2 separate regions of the Mus musculus genome follow, and region 2 is linked to region 1. The links are chromatin loops, found by intact Hi-C in ENCODE. Cell type or tissue: heart. All regions are shown on one strand. Each heading gives the region's core, and the rest is flanking DNA. Links, peaks and the distances in the headings are about the cores only.

What was found. A loop is a pair of places that touch in the nucleus more often than their neighbours do. Peaks named below come from ENCODE experiments on the same cell type or tissue, not always from the same donor. Only the 100,000 strongest peaks of a DNase experiment are listed, where the experiment ranks them.
Region 2: it touches region 1 in a loop (7-fold over the local background); 16 of 42 quality-filtered maps call a loop at or near these places.

Annotation. Positions count from the first base shown.
Region 1 is chr3:89,085,484-89,095,182 of GRCm38, forward strand. It overlaps Rusc1 (RUN and SH3 domain containing 1), which reads right to left and starts at 7,880. Exons shown (of 11, transcript NM_028188.2): 1 at 7,784-7,880; 2 at 5,655-7,078; 3 at 5,013-5,423; 4 at 4,186-4,284; 5 at 4,002-4,078; 6 at 3,694-3,868; 7 at 3,517-3,622; 8 at 3,317-3,363; 9 at 2,236-2,785; 10 at 1,290-1,412. The coding sequence starts at 6,990. It overlaps Fdps (farnesyl diphosphate synthetase), which reads right to left. Exons shown (of 10, transcript NM_134469.4): 6 at 9,531-9,619; 7 at 9,377-9,449; 8 at 8,969-9,046; 9 at 8,748-8,882; 10 at 8,105-8,360. The coding sequence ends at 8,160. In heart, for the core only: CTCF peaks have their summits at 2,179 (motif pointing right) and 5,356 (motif pointing right); DNase peaks (open chromatin) are centred at 2,458, 4,558, 5,498, 7,888 and 3 weaker places; H3K4me3 peaks cover 5,768 bases; H3K27ac peaks cover 3,655 bases; H3K27me3 peaks cover 3,104 bases.
Region 2 is chr3:89,211,982-89,221,680 of GRCm38, forward strand. Mtx1 (metaxin 1) reads right to left here and starts at 1,926. Exons shown (of 8, transcript NM_013604.3): 1 at 1,832-1,926; 2 at 896-965; 3 at 702-781. The coding sequence starts at 1,912. It overlaps Thbs3 (thrombospondin 3), which reads left to right and starts at 3,199. Exons shown (of 23, transcript NM_013691.3): 1 at 3,199-3,343; 2 at 4,700-4,906; 3 at 5,704-5,960; 4 at 6,047-6,149; 5 at 6,876-6,902; 6 at 7,066-7,148; 7 at 7,232-7,283; 8 at 7,408-7,556; 9 at 7,874-8,014; 10 at 8,171-8,248; 11 at 8,977-9,129; 12 at 9,353-9,463; 13 at 9,546-9,653. The coding sequence starts at 3,265. In heart, for the core only: no CTCF peak of the experiment used is centred there; DNase peaks (open chromatin) are centred at 2,050, 2,380, 3,230 and 4,040; H3K4me3 peaks cover 3,615 bases; H3K27ac peaks cover 3,896 bases.

The DNA of each region.
Region 1 (9,699 bases), core at 505-8,504:
AATGGGGTCATATTTGTTCTGTCCTTGGCATAATGCCTGGCACAAAGAAGTGCCTGAGTAGATGACTGTCCAAAACTTAATTCAGGTGAGGTGTGACAGCACATACCAGTAATGCCAGCACTCAGGTCTCCACGTTCCAGCAACCTAAGCTACATAGTATGACCCTGCCTCCCAAATAAATACAAATAATTTAAAAAGCTCAATTCAGGGGGAATGTAGAGATTGGCTCAGCAGGTAAGAGCACTGACTGCTCTACTGAAGGTCCTGAGTTTAAATCCCAGCAACCACATGGTGGCTCACAACCACCTGTAATGAGATCTGACGCCTTCTTCTGCTGTGTCTGAAGACAGCTACAGTGTACTTAATTATAATAATAAATCTTTAAAAAAAAAAAGCTTTTTTCAAATGGACTGAAAATACCCAGAAGAAACAGAGCCTTAAAATAGAAGTCTAAGCAGGCATGGTAGTGCACACCATTAACACCAGCACATACTGTGTATGAGACATACTGAATTGAAGGCCACTTTAGGCTACATAAACAAACCCTGTATAAAAAAGAAACCAGAGTTTGGTACCACACATTTTTAGTCCCAGCAAAGGTAGGCAGATCTCTCTGAGTTCAAGCCTGGTCTACAAAGCAAGTACCAGGACAGCCAAAGCTATACAAGAAAACCTTGTCTCAAGTAAATAAATAAATAAATAAATAAATAAATAAATCTGACTGCATAATATTTCTTTAGCAATGCAGATGAATTTCTATGAGTTAAAGCCATCGTGGTCTACATAATGAAACTCTGTCTCAAAAAAAAACAGATTTTGGGGGCTGGAGAGATGGCTCAGTGGTTAAGAGCACCGACTGTTCTTCTGGAGGTCCTGAGTTCAAATCCCAGCAACCACATGGTGGCTCACAACCATCTGTAATGGGATCTGATGCTCTCTCATCTGGTGTGTCTGAAGAGAGCAACAGTGTACTTACATACATAAAGTAAATAAATACATTTTTAAAAAGTTTTTCATGTGCTTATTTTTTATGTGCACTGTGTTTTGCCTGCATACATGTCCTGTGCACCACATTTGTGCAGCAGCCACAACTGGCCCAGAACTCAAGACCCTGCTGTGTCAGGCTCCCAACTGCAACCACAACCAGCGTCTTCTTTTCCAGAGAAAGAAGCTAAGGGTCAAAGAAATTAGTGCCCCAGCCGTGACGGGCAGGGAAGAAACCAAGCCTTTCCCACTGCCTCCTGCCCACACTATGGAGACAACACCCAAGAGCTTCTCCCAGCCCTTACCTGTCAGCCTGCACCACGCTGCCTGGTGAGCTCACAAGCGCCTCAGGAGGAGTCTCAGGAGGTGTCCCCCTCTTCACCAGAGCCAGCACACTTACTGTTGGGGGCAACCAGCTGGATGGTCTCCTAGAGGGAAGAATGCAGGTCACCAAAGCCAAACCACCCCAGAAGAAGGACCCAAGAATCCTCCAAGTGGCACACAGGGGAACATCAGAGCCGAGGGCAGAGTGGCAGCTATAAGGTCTATGGATTGATCCATCAGGGTCTACATAGGTGTGGAGTCAGAGCCAAAGTCCCCAGACGTCACTGAGGAGGCTCCACGGGGGTCAGAGATATCTTTTTTTTCTTCTTCTAAAGAGTGAGATAAATATTTTCAGCTCTAAAAGCCAAGCTGTGAAATCAAGAACTTTGGTTTGGTTTGGTTTTTTGTTTTTCAAGGCAGGGTTTCTCTGTGTAGCCTTGGCTGTCTTGGAACTCACTCTATAGACCAGGCTGGCTTCATACTCAGACATCTGCCGGCCTCTGCCTTCAATAGGATTAAAGGCGTGTGCCTCCACCGCCTGGCTAGAGAAGACCTCATTCTTAAATCAAGGTCGAACTGTAAGGAAGTGAAGGAGTTAGCTGAATGGGTGGTTGGGGTAGTAGCTTTCTAGAGAGAGGGACTGTTCCTCTATGAAGGTCTGTTCCTGGTATGTTTCAGAAGCAGCCAATGTGATGTTCGGTCAAAAAAAAAAAAAATTAAAAGGCGTCACCACCACCACTCAGCTTGAAATCAGGAACTGCATGTAGCCACTAAAATGTAATCATTTGTGAATGTAACCATTAAAGCCCATGGCTACAAAAACCAACCGCCTGCCTATTATTGAAAGGATCCTGAATGACTGGCCACTGGGGGGCGCTGATGATACCGGAAGGTCAGAAAAGGGACAAAACGCACGTGTGTACATACCTAGACTTGAAGGCGCCACTCTCAGTTTCTGAGGGGCACCCAGGCACACCAAATAGCCGCCCCAACCACACGCTTCTGCCTGGTGTGGTTTGTTCCGTGGGCGGAGGTGCCTCCTGTGCCGCCTCAGCTGTAGTTCCATGACGCCTGGGTCCCCACCGGAGAAGAGGGAAGCCCTCAGTGCCTCCAGAGGCATAGACCCGAGAAGCCTGGGTCAGCTGATCCCACCAACTGCCTGCTGGAGGGCGTGCTGAAGGGGTTGAAGAGTCTGTAGTGCTCTCCCCTGAAGTCCCTCGGAGACTCTGAGCCAAACGTTCCCCCCAGTGCAGCACAGCCTGCATAGTCTGCTGGAGGGCGGGAGGGGGGCATGAAGGGGCAGGAGCCTGCTGCAGGCCCACGGGTAGGTGGTGGTGGTGCTCAAAGAGCAGGTCCAGGTGGAAGGTGAGCACCGACAGTGGCTGCAGCAGAAGCAGCAGCTCTGTAGCCAGGGATGGACAGCTACCACGAGCCAGGGAGAAGAATCCGGTGGGCAGATACAAGAGGGACAGTAGGCCTGGAAAAGAGCAGCCAACATCAGCCCCGGACCAGCTCCTGCACCAATTCCAGTGTCCGCAAACATCTTTCAGACCTCTCACTCTGGGTACCCAACGGAGGCCAGAGGAGTTGGGCTACAGGACTGACAGTTATCTCTCTGCCCGTGTGGAACCATTGCCTCCGGAGGGAGACTTGTCCAGTTAGTGCTGTTAACTGAGACATTGTATAGGCTAGAAAGGGAAAGGCCTGGGAACACACACAGGGGTGGGGACCTGCCTTTCAGGGTAGAGCTGGACTCTTGCTGAGGAAGAGACCCACAGGAGAATTGAAAGCTATGAGGAAGCAAGAAGGGGAAGGGACCTATTCCAGGTGTAGGGAATAAGAGATGGCCCCAAGGCAAGGAAGACCTCAAGTGGAAAAATATGAAGGGCTACAGAGCCTGGGCTGAGTCTCTTCTCATACTCTTCCCCTAGATGTGTATTCTGACCTCACAGAAAGCCTGTCCTCTCCTTGCCCCGCAGTACCATGCCCTCCCGTCCCAGCTTCTGACCTGCATCCTCCTGGAGGCTGGAAAACCACAGTTCCAACTGTTTGGTGCTGGAGGAGAGAGGAGAGGTGGTAAATTCAGGGAAGAGGTGGAGAATGAGGGCGAGGGGAGGTCTCTAGAAACAGCTTCCACTACTGTGTCCTAGCCATGATATGCTGGTGCTTCCGAAGTCAGCAGAGCAGTGGGGGAAGGGCCACACTCACTTGAGGAGGCCCAGGATGAAGGCGTGGAAGCGGCTGCGGCTGCTACTCAGAGGGGCCAGTCGGCTGACCTGGCTGTACAGAGATCCCATCGAATGTGTGCAGGAACCTGAGGATGGGGGCAAGGGTCAGCCAGGTCCGGGCCCTGCTCCCGTCGGATCCCACTCCCTTGTGGCTCACCTGGTTTCACAGATGCCTCCACCACACTCCAAGGGCTGCTCCTCCGCTGTCCAGTGATGAGGTCCTTCCGGAATGGCTTCAGCCCATCAGCCACCAAAGCATGGAGGGCCGGGCAGAGGGTGGTCAATACCAGATGCCCCACATCTGGGCTCAGTCGGCTATCCCCCAATTGAGCCTGGGAACAGCGCGTAATGTGCAAAGTGCAAAGCAAGAGGGTCCAGAGGCGTGGCTAGCCAAGTGTTCCGGAGTCTTTCCACTTCCCCCTCACTACATTAAATCTTCCAACATCCTCCCTCAAACCAACTCACCTTCTGAACCAAGTTCCTAGCAGCCCCAAAATGCGAGATGATTTTGTCCACTGAAGCGCTGACAGCTATCAGGAGACCTGGGTGGAGATGGAAGGAAGACACATCAAAGCCCCTGGTTTCAACCGGGGTTTGGGGTGGATAGCTATAAACCAAGGCTCATTCAGAAGGCGGGAAGGGTAACTACCTTTCTTCTGCTCCTGCAGCTGGCCAGTCCCACTCTGGGCTTCTGCCATCCACAGCCGCTGAGCCCCGGGAACACCGGCAAACGACCAGGAACTGCGCACTAAGTGACAGAAGAAGGACGCGATGACGCTTATTTGCCAAGGGTTACACAGAGGACGTCGGCTCCCTTGGTTTCATAGTTTGAGAGTCAGGGGGAAAGAAAGAACATAGCCACTTAGGGCGTAGAGCAAACCCCGGCCCTCGCCGCCCCCACCTCAGTTCCCATTGCCCTTCCTCTCTGGTTAGTCGGGGAGCCACACCGACCAGCTAGCTGGGCCTTTAAGAAGGAAGATGACTGGGCGAGGAAACCGAGGGCTGCACCCACACCGAGCACGTGGGAGCCTCGACCAATGAAAAGACAGACAGACGGGAAAGGGTGGGGAGTCTTGGAGAACCCACGTAGTCACCTTGCACCTTGTCAATGCTAGGCTCTAGCTTCACCCTACTTGCGGCGGGGCTAATGGAGGGGATGTGGCTAGAATCTCCTGGGAGGGGACAATAGGTCCAAACCACCGAGGCCAAGAACTTCCCTAGCGGAGGAATTCCACAGAGGGTGTGACTCCAGGTCCCTAACAATGGACCTCTTAAGCTGGGCAGACCAGGTGGAGCCCGCTGTGCAGCGAGGGGAGCAGTCACGCTCCTCACCCCCAGCAAGGCCAGGCTCCCCGGGACTAATGAGCCCGCTAGGAGCCTGCACCTAGCCAGGCACCCCCAGATAAAGGTTGGCCCAGTACTGGAAGGACAGCGAGCCGAGGCGCGGCCCGCGGGGCTGGCCCGGGTCCGTCTTACGTTGCCTGGGCGGAGGTGGTGGCCTTCTGGTCCAGCGAGGGGCGGTCGGCGGACACGGTGGTGTTGGCAGCGGGGGGGCGGGAACCTGGCGGGGTAGGGGCGCCGCGGCGGGGAAGGTGCTACTTCTGGGAAAGAGCGGGGATAGCAGCAGTGCCAGTTCGGGGCTGGCCAGGCAAGGCAAGGCCCCCCGAGTGGGAGGAGAATAAGCTCCCACTGGGGATAGGCGCACAGGCAGGAGCTGCTCCTCCGGGGGACTCGCTGCCCCCAGCAGCCGGAGCCGGGAATTGGACCACCCGGTCAGAGGCGTAAAGAGCAGGGACCCGGGTGCGCCCGCGCCCCCACCCTCCAACAGGGGGCGCCCGTCGGCCGAGAACCGGAAAACCGGGGGCCGAGGGAATAGCGAGGGACCGGCTGCAGGCGGGATTGGCGGGGCCAGGTGCAGAGGGGGAGGGCAGTGCGGCCGGCAGCCAGGCAAGGAGGGGCGGGAAAGAGAGGAGCAAAGAGTTAGTCCCTTCACTCCAAGATCCACCCAGTTTCCCTTTCCCAGAGCGCGCCCTGGAGATGGGGCGGGAAGGACACTGCAGAAGGAGGGGACCAGGGGCGGGCTCAGGACCCGCCCTCCTGCGGGTCCGCGCTTCTTACCCACGGCGTGCGCGCGCGGTTCCTCCGGCTCCTGCGAGGCGGATGCCTCCTCACCAGCCCGGGGGCTGGCCGCCCTGCCCTCCTCCGACAGCCCCTCTGCAATAGGCTGCAGCCCAAGTCGATTTTTCTTCCTCCGCGGAGGGACGGGTGGGGGAGGCGGTCGAGGCGGGACCAAAGCCCACCCAGCCGGGGGGTCCCGGGGCGGGACTGGCGGAGGCTGGGCTCGGCTTCTCGACCGGAGTTCCTTGAAGGTGGTGACTTCTCGGGGAGGTGCCAAAGAACCTCCCAAGGACCCAGTCGGCGGGAGCTCAGTGTCGGGCGAGAAGACTATGAGCCAGTCGCTGCGATCTTTCTTGGCCTGCGGCACAAGGGGCAGCCCTGGACCCCGCTTGCGCTTCTGGGCCAGCTCATGGAAGGACGTGATTGTCCGATGGGGCACCGGCTCCTGGCTGACGTCACCTCTCCATCCCCCATCAGTTTTCCCTGCATCTATTTTCGAACCAGAATTGGTGTTCAAACAAGAAGCCAATTTCCCAGATTCCGTTTTTAAGCTCGAGTTTGTATTTTCGTCTGTTTTCCGACCAGAGTCACTGTCCTCGATGGTTTTCCACCCAGCTTCAGTTTTCTCTGTGTCAATTTTCCAAATGGGGTTAATTTTCCAACTGGGCTCTGCTTTCCCTGCGTCGATTCTCCCATCTTCGGTCTCTGAGAGCTCAGAGGTAGCAAGATCCTGTTCCCCACTGTCTTCCTCTTCCTCCAAGCCTGGGGAAGGTAGGTCCTGGCAGGTGGTCAGGGCGTTGCAGTTCGAGTCCAGGTCAGGTCCAGGTGGAGAAGATATTCCAGAGCAAGAATCAGGAGAGCAACAGAAACTGTCTGGAGAGCAGGTGCTAGGGCCCGCTGGAGCCAGAGGAGAGCCCAGCTCCAAGGTGCTAGGCTGAGGGTTTGCATCCTCATTACCAGGCAGGTCTCGCGAGTAGACTGACACTGGAGACTCATCAGGGCTAAGGTCTGAGCAGGAGCTGAGAGAGGAAGAGCATCCTGGATCTGAAGGGGAAACAGCCTCTTCCTCCTGGGAAGGGTCCTGCTGATTTTCTATGCTGGACCCGTGCTCCTGGCAGCATCTACAGGGCACAGCTGGACTGTTGGAGTTGGCATCCACAAGGGTCCCGCTGCAGGGCCCCCTGCTTTCCTTGCCCCCGGTGTCTCCCGGGGGCGGGGGTGTGCTCAGAGGCCCCTCTCGTAGTTCAGGACGGCGGGACAAGTGCAGGCCTAGGGAGACATGCTGGAGATGGATGTGATTGAGGTTGCAGAGTAAAGCCCGCTGAGGGGACAGCATGGTGCCGAGGGAGGACGACGTATGGCTTTCAGAGAACCAAGAGGATCCAGCGTCTCACATCCACCTACCTGACAGTGTAGATGCAGACCTAGAAAACAGGGGTGGTTGAAACCTAGATCACGGGTAAGGGCACTGGAGGTGACTGAGGACTAGAACAGGCCTGGGAAGGATCTGGCTGCTTTGGGAGATATTTAAATGAGATTCAAATCACCACGGACAGGCCATTAGTTCCCACTGCAGTATTTGCAGGTGGAGCTGAACATAACCTCCAGGGAACGGAGAAAGGAGGGTCATCAGAGAATGCAGTTGTACTCTGATCTTTGTGGGGCTGCGAAGCTTGAAAAAAGAGTGGGGCCCAGAATATGGGGGTGCGATGCTTGAAAAAGAATAGGGCCCAGAATACACCGATTCTTCCTAATCAAGCTCTGTCCTCCAGCCTAACCCTGGGAGGAAGGGGACCCCGCCCGGATGCTCTAGTGAGGTGGATGGTGGGGAACAAGACGAAGGGTTTGGTTTGTTAACGCAGGAGAGGGGTCTGGGCTGGAGCAAGGGGAAGCATTCTGCTGTCAGCTCTGCATCTGTCCCAGTCCCTGTTCAGCTCTAGCCTTCCTCCTGTGTCCTCACCCACCGCAACGCCAAGATTTGTCCATTCACTCTGTGTCGTCTCCCATCACCCAGCCATCGCCCGTTTCTTTATTCTTTTAACTGCTCCTCTCCTGTGCTATCAATCCATCCATCCATCCATGCATCTATCCATCCATCCATCCGCACCCTCAGACCGAGCCCTCCTCACCGCAGTCCTCCTGGAATCGCTCCGGCCTTGGGCTCGTCTGCGTCCCCGCCCAGCAGGGAACAGAGCGGAGGGGAGGGGCACCGGCAAAACCCACTGTGGCTGCGCAGCCGCACCCCTTCACGCATGGGCGTGGCATAGCTCAGGACCGCCCCTCAACCCCCACGCAACACTTGACGTTGTGCCTATGTCACCCATCTACAAAGCAGACGCTTTGGGTCTCAAGGAATGCTTTTGCCAACCTGGATTCCAAGCTGCCCTCTCCCACCCCTGCATTCTGGATAAAGCTGAACTCCTGACTGCCACAAGAATAAAACCACAGGATGTTGAACAATAATTTATTGAGACCCCCTCCCTCCCAGCCTCTCCAATTCCGGGGTCACTTTCTCCGTTTGTAGATCTTGTTTGCAAGTTCCATGAAGATGGATGGGGGCAGGGGCGCAGAGCACTGCTCTATGAGACTCTTGAGGCGGTTGTAACTGTCTTCCTCATACTTGAAGAAAGCAGACTGCAGATCCAGCGCCTCATACAGTGCTTTCACCCGAGCCACTTTTTCTGGGTCCTTCTGCCCATAATTCTCCTGGAAGCACGAAAACAGCTTTACTTGGCTGGGTCCAAAGGCCCTCACAACTCATTCATTCACTCCAGACACTGGCAAAACTCTCCTCTCTGGGGATCCAAGATACCAAGCATTGCCTCCCGAGCCCAAAGTTCAGGTATTGGCTCTGGATTCTACTTCCTCTAGGGTTTCCCAGCCTTGACACGGCTGAGTTATTGGGCAGCATGCGTTGTCTGGCACTATCCAAAACCTTCCCGGTTCTGCCTGCTAGCCACCTTCAGCACAAACATCAAACTGCACTTAGTTGCCCAATGTCTCCTGGACAGCAAAATCACCCTGCTTTCCTAACCACCCCTCCTCCATCCCCTTAGCAAAGGGACATGCCACTCCCAGGCCCCACTCGAGCACCTCTAAGATCTGGCGCTGTTGAGGAGAGGCTCGTAGCAGACACTGAACCACCAGCCAGCTGCATTTGTTGTCCTGGATGTCAGTGCCGACCTTTCCCGTCACACTGGGGTCTCCAAAGAGATCAAGGTAGTCGTCCTAGGCAGCAGGCATAAAGGAGAGATGAGGAGGTCCCCAGGCCGGGAAAGAGAAAATATGCACTCTGGGCTGCAGGACCTGCCTACCTGGACCTGGAAGAACTCGCCCATCTCCATCAGGATCTTCAGGGCATTGGCGTGTTCCTTCTCCCCATCAATGCCTGCCTGTAGGAGACAGGGTAGGCAGCATGACCACACATCTTCCCCTGGGAGCTGCAGCCATTACGGTTCCACTTTCAACTTCAACTTCTTACAAAATGAAACGAAGACCTGACCCATAAACCACCTCCACACCTAGTCTCCTGCCTCAGCCTCAATTTCGCTCTGCCGCCCCCCCTCCGCCCCCCGCCAGATGTACCATCCACAGGCCTCAACTCTGCCCACTTTCCAGTATCAGAGGGACAGAGGGCTTGCCCGAGGTCACACCGTCACACAGTAAATGCCCTCCTGTCCCAGCGTCCCCGAAAGAAAACAGTGGAAGTGCCACCAACTCACCATGTACATGGCGGCCGCAATAGGCAGGTAGAAAGAGTAGAAAGCCGTCTTGTACTTGACAATCGATTTGTACCTGAGTCAGGGGAGAAGATGCATTCATGGGGACACAGCCCATCTTTAGTCTCTGTCTACACATGATTGCTAGTGGCCTCACCTCTTTTCAGTGTATCTACCAAGATCCACATGGCCCTGGGGTGCTGTCATGAGGTCTAGAGTCTGCCCGATCTCTGTCTGATAGGAACTCTAGGGAAGAAAATAACACACGGGCTCTGAGCCAGGCTTTCTCCGGGACCAGGAAATGCTTGCATCCCAAGCAGCTGACA
Region 2 (9,699 bases), core at 554-8,553, 130 kb after region 1:
GGCACGAAGCTTTGTCCATCCTGAGTCCTGTATCTAGCATAACTTAGCACTTGAGAAGAGAAATAGTCCTTAGAAATCTTTGTGGTTTTTTTCTCTCTCTCTCTCTCCCCCGACTTTTACTCCTTTCTTTGACAGTTCTGGCCTGGAACTCACTCTATAGAGCAGGCTGACTTTCAACTACAGAGATCTGCCTGCCTCTGCCTTCTAGGTGTTCAGATTAAAGATGTGTGCCACCACTGCCCAGTGACTTTTTTCTTTTTTGAGAGGGGTTCTTATGTCTTCCAGGCTGGCCCCAAACACACTATGTAGCCAAAGATGATTTTAAATTTCTGATCATCCCACTTCTACCAAGTGCTGGGATTATATGCGTGTACCACCATGACGGTTTATATTAGAAATTCCTTTCAGGTCTACCCGGAAACCAACTGCTGTTCTCTACTCTTCTTTATTTTCCATGTGTCATCAGCCTGTGTATTTCTCTTCCTCCCTGCCCATTTGATTTCTCCGCTTATCCCACCCCACAGCCCCTTAAGTTCACTATCTGGCCAACTGCTTGTCACAGTCACACTGCATCCCCCATGCTGCTCCTCCCTGCTCTGGATCACACTGCTCTTGCCTGGCCTGTGTCTGGTGGCCAATAAATAAGTTACACTTCACGGACTGGATTTCCTCCATTGTCAGCCCCCACTCAAGTCACCTACCTCTTTACGAAGATGGGTGATGATCTTGTGTGGCACTGTAATGACTTTCCCATCACTGGTTCGAAGAGCAGGCAGAGTTCCTGATATTGAGAAAGAAGTATACTCACAGGGTCCAGCTTGCCTAGTCATACTCATTTGCATTGCATTCCTGTCCCCTGCTCCTCCCCTGGCACATTCCTGTCCCTCAGGGATACCTGAAGGGCTCTGCCAAGGATTGCTGGTCTTGTGTATCTTCAGTGGGGCGCCTGTAAATCTGGTATAGGTCTGCAGGGAAGGAAGCAGACGGTAGAGAGGCCAGGGTATGGCTTCATAAAGAAACCAAGAAAAGAATCCGTGACTCAGTAAATTATGTTCTATGGTCTATACTTTTATACCAAAAGGAGAGGCGGAAAGAGGGTGTCATTCCTATTTACAAATGGGCAAACTAGACCAGACAGTTCATGGACATGTTTATATGTCCATTTCCAAGATTAAACATTAGGAAAAGATTTCTACCCTTATGCCATCTACACTGTAAAGCCTATTCACAAAAGCTTTTCCTAATTAACTTCCCTCTTCCTGGAAGTACTGATTTACTTTGACAGTCTCTGTATTCTGTTTCTACTTTACATCAATACACGTGATCGTTTCATTATTTGCTTACATGTTTGCCTTTCTGTTAACAATTTCAATACAAGGGTCAAAATCGTATTGCAAGGGAATGTTTTTTACTCTAAGAGGCATAATAAATGTTTTTTGCAATCCCGAAGACGTTGAATGAAGAGAAGCAAGTCTGCCTAGTTCTAAAGGTCTTCCTACACAGTCTGGCTGTGGGGCTGTCTGGTCTACGAAAACGAGATTCAATGGATTCATAGCGGAAAAAGAAGAGATCGTCCAGAAGGGGTTATCCCAAGGTCACCCAGCCAATAAATGGATAGGCAAGGTCTAAACCCATCTTCTGAAGCCCTGACCAAGCCTACTTCCACTGCTACACAAATCGATCCTAGGAAATCCGGACGTAAGGCGCGGAGCCCACATCGGCCTTCGACTGCCTCAGTTTCTCTCAAGACGCATGCGTCTCGGTTCTCGGCAAAGCTCGAGCACCCACTCCGGCTCTCCAGAGATCAGAGGACAGGTGCATGAGCCCTCACCAGCACGGCCAGACTATCCAGGTCCACCGACGGCAATCCCCAGCCCCCTGACCAGCAGAACAGCTCCATGGGCGCCGCCATCTTGTACGCTCTCTGACCCGGAAGCACCTTCTCGTATGCGTCGGCCTTCTCTCGCCAGGAACCGCCCCTGGTCCCCGCCTCCCTGGCCGCCGGGGCTTTGGGGTCTGGGGAGGCGTGGCTCTTGGCGGCCTGAGCCGCGGCGGGGCTGTGAGAGGTGGGGCATCGGCCTTCTGGGGAGCGCCGCGGGCTCGTCCTGAGGCGGCCCCCGTAAGGGAGCAGGGCCGCCGTCCAGACGCGCTTGGGACTTTCGCGGCGCCTCTGCCGAGCGTAGCCACGAACCGCCGGCGACACGGAGGGCTTGGGAGAGGGGCATCTGGTGCGGCTTGTCGGTCTCTGGGGGCACTTGCCAAACTGCACATGGCCCCGACAACCCCGGGCCCTCTCAGGTCTCAGCCCTGAGCGGACGCCGCGGGGGGGTCCCCCGAGCCGCATGTTTTCCACTGCGCGTTATGTTTGGAGAGGGCCTCGCGCTGCCTGTCGCCATGGAAACAAAACAGGGGCGGTGGCGGCGCCCGAGCTGAGGCCCGGCTGGGGCCTGAGTGGGGGAAGGGGAGGTGCGGCTCGCGGGCAGTTGCCTTCGTAACGGGAACTCCTGGTCGGTCCCCAGCTCCCCTCGGGTTCACCCCGGACAGGGCCATCCCGCGGTATCCAGTGTTCCCCAGTCCCATCCTCGCTCCTGTCTTCTAGTTTATGGCTCTAGCCTCTGGTGATGCTTTCCCCTTTCTGATGTCTTAGAAAGCCATCAAGTTCTCGTCGGTGCTTCCAGATTTCTATTTTCCCAAGAGTGAGGGGAAATGGAGGAATGGGCACATGTCAGGGACGCAACACACCGTAATAAAAAAATTTTTTTTTTTTTTGCTGTGCCACATCAATAAGCCTCGTGTCGTACGTAGTCTTCTAGGCACTGTAGCAAAGGATGGTCCACTGACATCCATTTCCGCCAACCGTGAAATAATGCCTAGAACCTAGAATTGCCCAAGGCAGGGGATTCTGACTTTTCCAACCACTGCTTGCAGAGAACAGTAGCATTTGGTAGCGCTGTTAAGTTGAAAGCTCCCAAGAACCAGATGTCAGGCTAAAGGGAAGCATCTTTGAGGAAAATCATTATGGTGGAGCAGGAGGCAAGGAAAGCTCTGGGACTCTTTCCCAGTGCCTCTGGTTTCGGGAGCCGGTGATGCCTCCAAGGTGATTGGCAGCTCTTTGTTTCAACCCCCCCCCCTACCCGCCTGCTCCCCCCCAACCCCCCAGCTCGCTCCTCAGTCCCTCCGCCCCCCTCCTGCTCCTGCTCTCCGCCTAGTCTTTTTCCCTCCCAGTCGCCTTGCCTGCCAGGGGTAGTGAACCGGCTAAGCGGCATGGAGAAGCCGGAACTTTGGGGTGTCCTGGCTCTCCTCCTCCTCTGCTCTTACACGTGTGGCAGTCAGGACCTTCAGGGTAAGCCTGCATTCATCCCCCTTGACACCTCTTTGTCTCCTTTCTTTTGCCCCCAGGCAAATAACAGACCACATGTGAGTTTGAGAGAGAGGGAAGAGTCCTGAAATGGGTTGGAGAGAAAAGTTAACACTGCGAAGAGTGAAGGGTTGGTGATAATGTAGGAGGGGTGGGCACCAGAGTGGTGGGTGAGTGCAGATTGGTGCAGTGTCAGGCACTGAGACCAGGATGGATCCAGGAGGACTCCACGACAGAGTTAGTCTCAGAGCATCAACAGGATAGTCTGGGCAAGCAGCTTGATTGATGGTGACTGCACGGTGGGGGACCCTGGGCTTGGTTCCCCCCCCCTTTACTCTGGCTCTTGGTTTCTAAAAGATAGGGCGGGGGTGGGGATTGGGCAGCTTGAACTCTCCCGGAGGTCTGGTGGGGGGATGGCCCATGGGTGGTGTAGGAGAGGTGGTAGGAGCAGATGACACAAGCAAAGATTCTTTACTGGCTGGAAGGGAAACCACAGATTGGCCAGGACACAGGAGGAAGAGATGCTGGCTGGGTCCTACATTCCCAGGGGGGAAAGACTAAACAGCGATGGGAGGGTCAGAGCGCTTTGTGGACGGCTGTAAGATGTGTGTGATGAGCCCCTGGGATGGGAGGACCGGCCCCAGGGTTTGGAGTGTGCTAAACCCAGCAATGGAGAGATGGTACTCCTGGTTCCTGAGTTGTGGGCACCAGGTGCCACTCCAGACTCTAGTCAGCAATGTCTCCCTTGCGCCACCTGGTGGGACATAGGAAGTTTGCGAGTGGCTTTGGTATTTGTAAGTGGGCTCTAAGCCTATAGGTTCCCAAGGCTTTGGAAGCAATAGAAGGTGCTGGGAGGGAAGCATTGCCTTGATAACAAAAAAAGGGCCAATGGTTTTGTTTTTAGAGATAGGGTCTTGTAGCCTGGTCTAAAGTAGCGGAGGCTGCCTGATTGCTTGAGGCAGTCCTCTCAGCCTGAGGCTACAGGCATGTACCAGCATCCCTAAAGAGTTTGAGTTTTGAGGATGCAGTTCAGAGGTAGGAAGATGATAATTAGGGATGCCTCAGCCGGGCGTGGTGGGGCACGCCTTTAATCCCAGCACTCAGGAGGCAGAGGCAGGCGGATTTCTGAGTTCGAGGCCAGCCTGGTCTACAGAGTGTGTTCCAGGACAGCCAGGGCTACAGAAAATCCTTGTCTCAAAAAAAAAAAAAAAAAAAAAAAAAAAAAAAAAAAAAACAAACATAAAAAAAAGGGATGCCTCACCTCTGAGAGCTCAGGAGAGAGGGCAGGCCTACCTCAGACTCCAACCACTTCCTCTAATTTTTAAATCCCTATCTGGCCAGTAATTGACCTGCTGACAGTGGGCGAATCCAGGCAGATGGTAGCTGTGGCAGAGAAGATTCGGACAGCTTTACTCACTGCTGGGGATATCTACCTCTTGTCCACTTTCCGCCTCCCTCCAAAGCAAGGTGGTGTCCTCTTTGGCCTCTACTCTCGCCAAGACAACACACGATGGCTGGAGGCCTCTGTTGTGGGCAAGATCAACAAAGGTGACTGGTGGGCACCCCTTTCCAGCATCAATGACCCCTTGAGCAGTCTCCCTCATGCCCTCTCCCAGGTGCCTCTTTATTCTCCATGACCTCTACTAGGGCTACTGGTATGGAGGAACTCAAACAGTTGGGTCAGGCTGGTATTTATAGGGATGGATGGCAGGTTGTAGGCTGGGATGCTCAGGGAGGGTGAGACAGCTCTGTGTCCCAGCAATGACTGTACCACTCAGATCTTTGCTAAAGTTCAGTGGGTACAGATCTAGTTGCCACCTTGGGAAAGGATAGTCTCCTAGACATGGAGAATAAGGTCATCTAAGGCCAATTTGAAAAGCATTCATTTACTACTTTCATTGTTTATACATTTATTTACTTTTCAAGATAGGGTTTCTCCATGTAGCTCCAGCCTGCAACTCAGAGATCCACATGCCTGGTCCTGTGAGTGCTTGTCACATCAACGCCTGGCTGAAAAGCATTTATTGTGCACCTGTTACATACAAGGTGTTGAGAGTTACACATTAGGAATTAACCTAATTTGTAGTTTCTCTCTGAGCTGTCATGCCACACGCCTTTAATTCCAGGCAGATGGAGGCAGTGGCAGGCAGATCTCTGAGTCTGAGGCCAGCTTGTTCCTCAGAGTGAGTTCCAGTATACTCAGAGCTACACAGATAAACCTGTCTCAAAAAAAACAAAGAGACAGACAGCCATGGGGTGGCATATTGGTATATAGAAGAGATGATGGAAGTCAGTTGGAACATGGGGTGGGGCTAGTGCACATACTGACCTCCAATCCTGGGCAGTGCTGGTGCGGTACCAGCGGGAAGATGGCAAAGTCCATGCAGTGAACCTACAGCAAGCAGGCCTGGCTGATGGGCGCACACACACGGCTCTCCTGCGACTCCGAGGACCTTCTCGACCCAGCCCTGGCCTGCAGCTGTATGTGGACTGTAAACTGGGTGACCAACATGCTGGCCTTCCAGCACTGGCCCCGATCCCTCCAGCAGAGGTCAGTGGACTGGAGATTAGAACTGGACAAAAGGCTTATCTGAGGATGCAGGTGAGAAGGAACCTCTGGTTTGGGGAACATGGTTTGTAGCACCAAGAGGAGCTGCTCGATCTGCCTGCCTCCCTGCTGACCCCTAGGGCTTTGTGGAATCGATGAAAATTATTCTGGGTGGATCCATGGCTCGGGTAGGAGCCCTGAGTGAATGTCCATTCCAAGGAGACGACTCCATTCACAATGCAGGTAACAGATCCTTCTGACCTCCTCCCCAGTTAACACTTTCCTTTAGCTTGACCATTCCTGAAGCTTTCAACCGCCCCCCTCCCCCCAACTCCAAGTCTTTTATCCTTGACTCATGTGTAGGAGGTGTAGATCAGAAAAATAAGATCATCCAGCAGGGCTGTAACTCCGGGGAACTCTAGGGTTAAGGAGTAAGGTAATGGCTTAGTCTCAAGATTTTTGTAGTTGCTCTTGGCAACTGTCACCTACAATTGAGTGGCACCTTTAGCCAAGGACTCTCATCCTGGTCTGTGACAAGGATGCTTAGAGACTCTTACCTAAGCAAACACCCACTTCTCCCAGAGACTTGAAAGGGTTCTTGAAGGGGCAGCTTGGGGGAAGGGTTTGAAATGGAATGTACTGGGGGCCTGGACCTACTTTGGGTTGCCTCTCATTTGGAGTCCTCCTGGAACTACTATGCCTGGGAATGAAGACTTGAAATTTTTCTGGCTTCCTATAAGGCAATGCCCAGAGGGCCTTTAGCCTGATGGAAGGGGTGGCTGTGACCGAGTAAGGGGCTATGTGAAGAGTGCTTGCCTACCGTGTGCAAGGCTGTGTAGTGGATTGCCTCTGTCATGACACTCTGCACTGCTTCATCTTTCTTGAGGGTCCAGGGCTGTCCCTCTTCTAGACCCCCTTCCTTCCCACTTCCTTAGTATCTCCCACTGACTGCTCTCACTTCTCCTCTAGTGACCAGCGCACTGCAATCCATTCTAGGTGAGTCAGTTATGAAGAGGCAGTGGAGGCAAGGGTGGTCCTCTGTCATGGGTGGGGTCTAAGGTGTGGTGTGGGCTTCGGGGACAAGAGCTGACTTACAGTGCAAAGAGGGCCCAGAGTGGCTCCCCGATTCTAAGTCTCTCCATCCCCTGGTCCTTGACAGGGGAGCAGACCAAGGCATTGGTCACCCAGCTCACCCTCTTCAACCAGATCCTAGTGGAGCTTCGGGACGACATCCGAGACCAGGTTTGAGTGGGCAGGCCAAGGATGCGATTCTGGGGTGGGGTGTGACGACAGTGGCAGAGAGATGACTTCTCCTCACTCGTCAGGTGAAGGAAATGTCACTCATCCGGAACACCATCATGGAGTGTCAGGTGTGCGGTGAGTGGGAGAGGAGGGCCCCAGAGAGCACTGCTATGCTCCCCACCGTGTGGCTTCAGCTTTTCCTTCCTAGCCATCCGAAGAGTGACCCTCGAGGGTGGCTCTGACCGTGTCTACCTCCCAGGTTTCCACGAGCAGCGTTCACACTGCAGCCCCAGCCCCTGCTTCCGAGGCGTGGACTGTATGGAAGTGTATGAGTACCCGGGCTATCGCTGTGGGCCCTGCCCACCTGGCCTGCAGGGCAATGGCACCCACTGTGATGACATCAACGAGGTGAGTGATGGCGGGGCTCTCGAGGGTACAAAAAAAAATGGGTGAAAGTTGTTCAGAAGCAGAGGAATTCAGGAGAGCTCAGAGACCAGAAAGCACAGGAAGGAGGAAAAAGATAAAGGGTAGACTAGAGGGCTATGCGGTGAAGGAGCTGGGGGAGAGGTAGGGAAGTTTGAGATGGCCAGCCAGGGGAAACGGAGCACTGTGAGGTTGGGCTGAGAGAGCTGCCCAGGGACCAGGAGTGATGCTCTTAGGATCACACACAGCTGCTCACTTCCCCAGGAAAATGCCTGACGTCTGCCTTCTCATTTGGTCCCCAGTGTGCTCACGCTGACCCCTGTTTCCCGGGGTCCAGCTGCATCAACACCATGCCTGGCTTCCACTGCGAGGCCTGTCCTCCAGGGTACAAGGGCACCCGAGTGTCTGGTGTGGGCATCGACTATGCTCGAGCCAGCAAACAGGTCAGATGGTAAAGTCTGTATGGATTTGTGAAAAATGAGATGAGACTCCCCTACACCAGCTCTGGCTTTGGGTCTAAACATGCCAGTGCTCACCCATGGGCCCTGTCAGTAGTGACTTCTGTATCTGTGAGATCCCCCTCCACCCTGCCCTTTTAGGTCTGCAATGACATTGATGAATGTAATGATGGTAACAACGGAGGCTGTGACCCAAATTCCATCTGCACCAACACGGTGGTGAGTTGAATGCCCTGCTCTGCCTCTGACTGGGGAAAGGAAACCGTGTCACTCCCTCTTCAAATTTCCTCCTTCTTCCTGTCCCCCTTGGGCACCATGCAAGATGGCCAGGTTGATTCTGCCTTTTACAGTTGTGACCTTTAGCAAGTTATTTCATCATTTTGAGCCTCAGTTTCCTCATTAGAAAAATGGGGCTATTATCTGCCTTTAAAGAAAGTTGTCCTGGGGCTGGAGAGATGGCTTAGTCGTTAAGAACACTGACTGCTCTTCCAAAGGACCTGGGTTCAATTCCCAGTACCCACATGGCATCTCACACTGTAATTCCAATATCTGACAGCCTCACACAGATATACATGCAGGCAAAACACTAATGCACATAAAATTAAAAAAAAAAGTCTGTGCTGAGAACCTAAAGGAGATAGATACAGCAGGTGTAGTTCTGGGTGGCTGCCTGAGGTTCCACAGGTAGAACGAGACTCGTCCAGGCTCATCCTTTCTTAACTCCACCTCTCTACTCTTTTTTTTTTTTTTTTTTTTAAAGATTTTATTTATTTATATGAGTACATAGTCACTGTGTTCAGACACACCAGAAGAGGGCGTCAGATCTCATTACAGATGGCTGTGAGCCACCATGTGGTTGCTGGGAATTGAACTCAGGACCTCTGGAAAAGTAGTCAGTGCTCTTAACCTCTGAGCCATCTCTCCAGCCCCCACCTCTCTACTCTTAGGGGTCTTTCAAATGTGGTCCCTGCCGCCTGGGTTTCCTGGGGAACCAGAGCCAGGGCTGCGTTCCAGCAAGGACCTGCCACAGCCCTGCCCACAGCCCCTGCCACATCCACGCCCACTGTCTCTTTGAACGCAATGGCGCTGTGTCATGCCAGGTAACCTAGATTTAAGATGAGGAGGAAAAAAGGAGGGCTCTGGAGAAATGTATAAAGCTGGTGAAAATGTAGGGACTGACCTCAGTGCCTTCATGGGAAAGAGGTAAGCACAGGCTGGAGGCTTATTAATGTGGGGAACAGAGCCCAGAGCAGGGAGAGTAATGGGGCAGGGCACAGGGATGCAAGGCCCAATGGCTAACGCTGACCATATGTTTTTGCCTAGTGTAACGTGGGCTGGGCAGGGAATGGGAACGTGTGTGGGCCTGACACAGATATAGACGGCTATCCGGACCAGGCTCTTCCCTGCATGGATAACAACAAGCACTGCAAGCAGGTGAGACCAGAGGCTGTGGGGGAGCAGTGAAGGGCAGGATGGCTCCCCAGAACTCACCCATGCCCTTCCTCTTGAACCTCAGGACAATTGCCTTTTGACACCCAACTCTGGGCAAGAAGATGCTGATAACGATGGTGTCGGGGACCAGTGTGATGACGATGCTGACGGGGATGGTATCAAGAATGTGGAGGTACGGGGTGGGGCTCTCCACAGTTAGAAGCACTTGTTTTGCACCC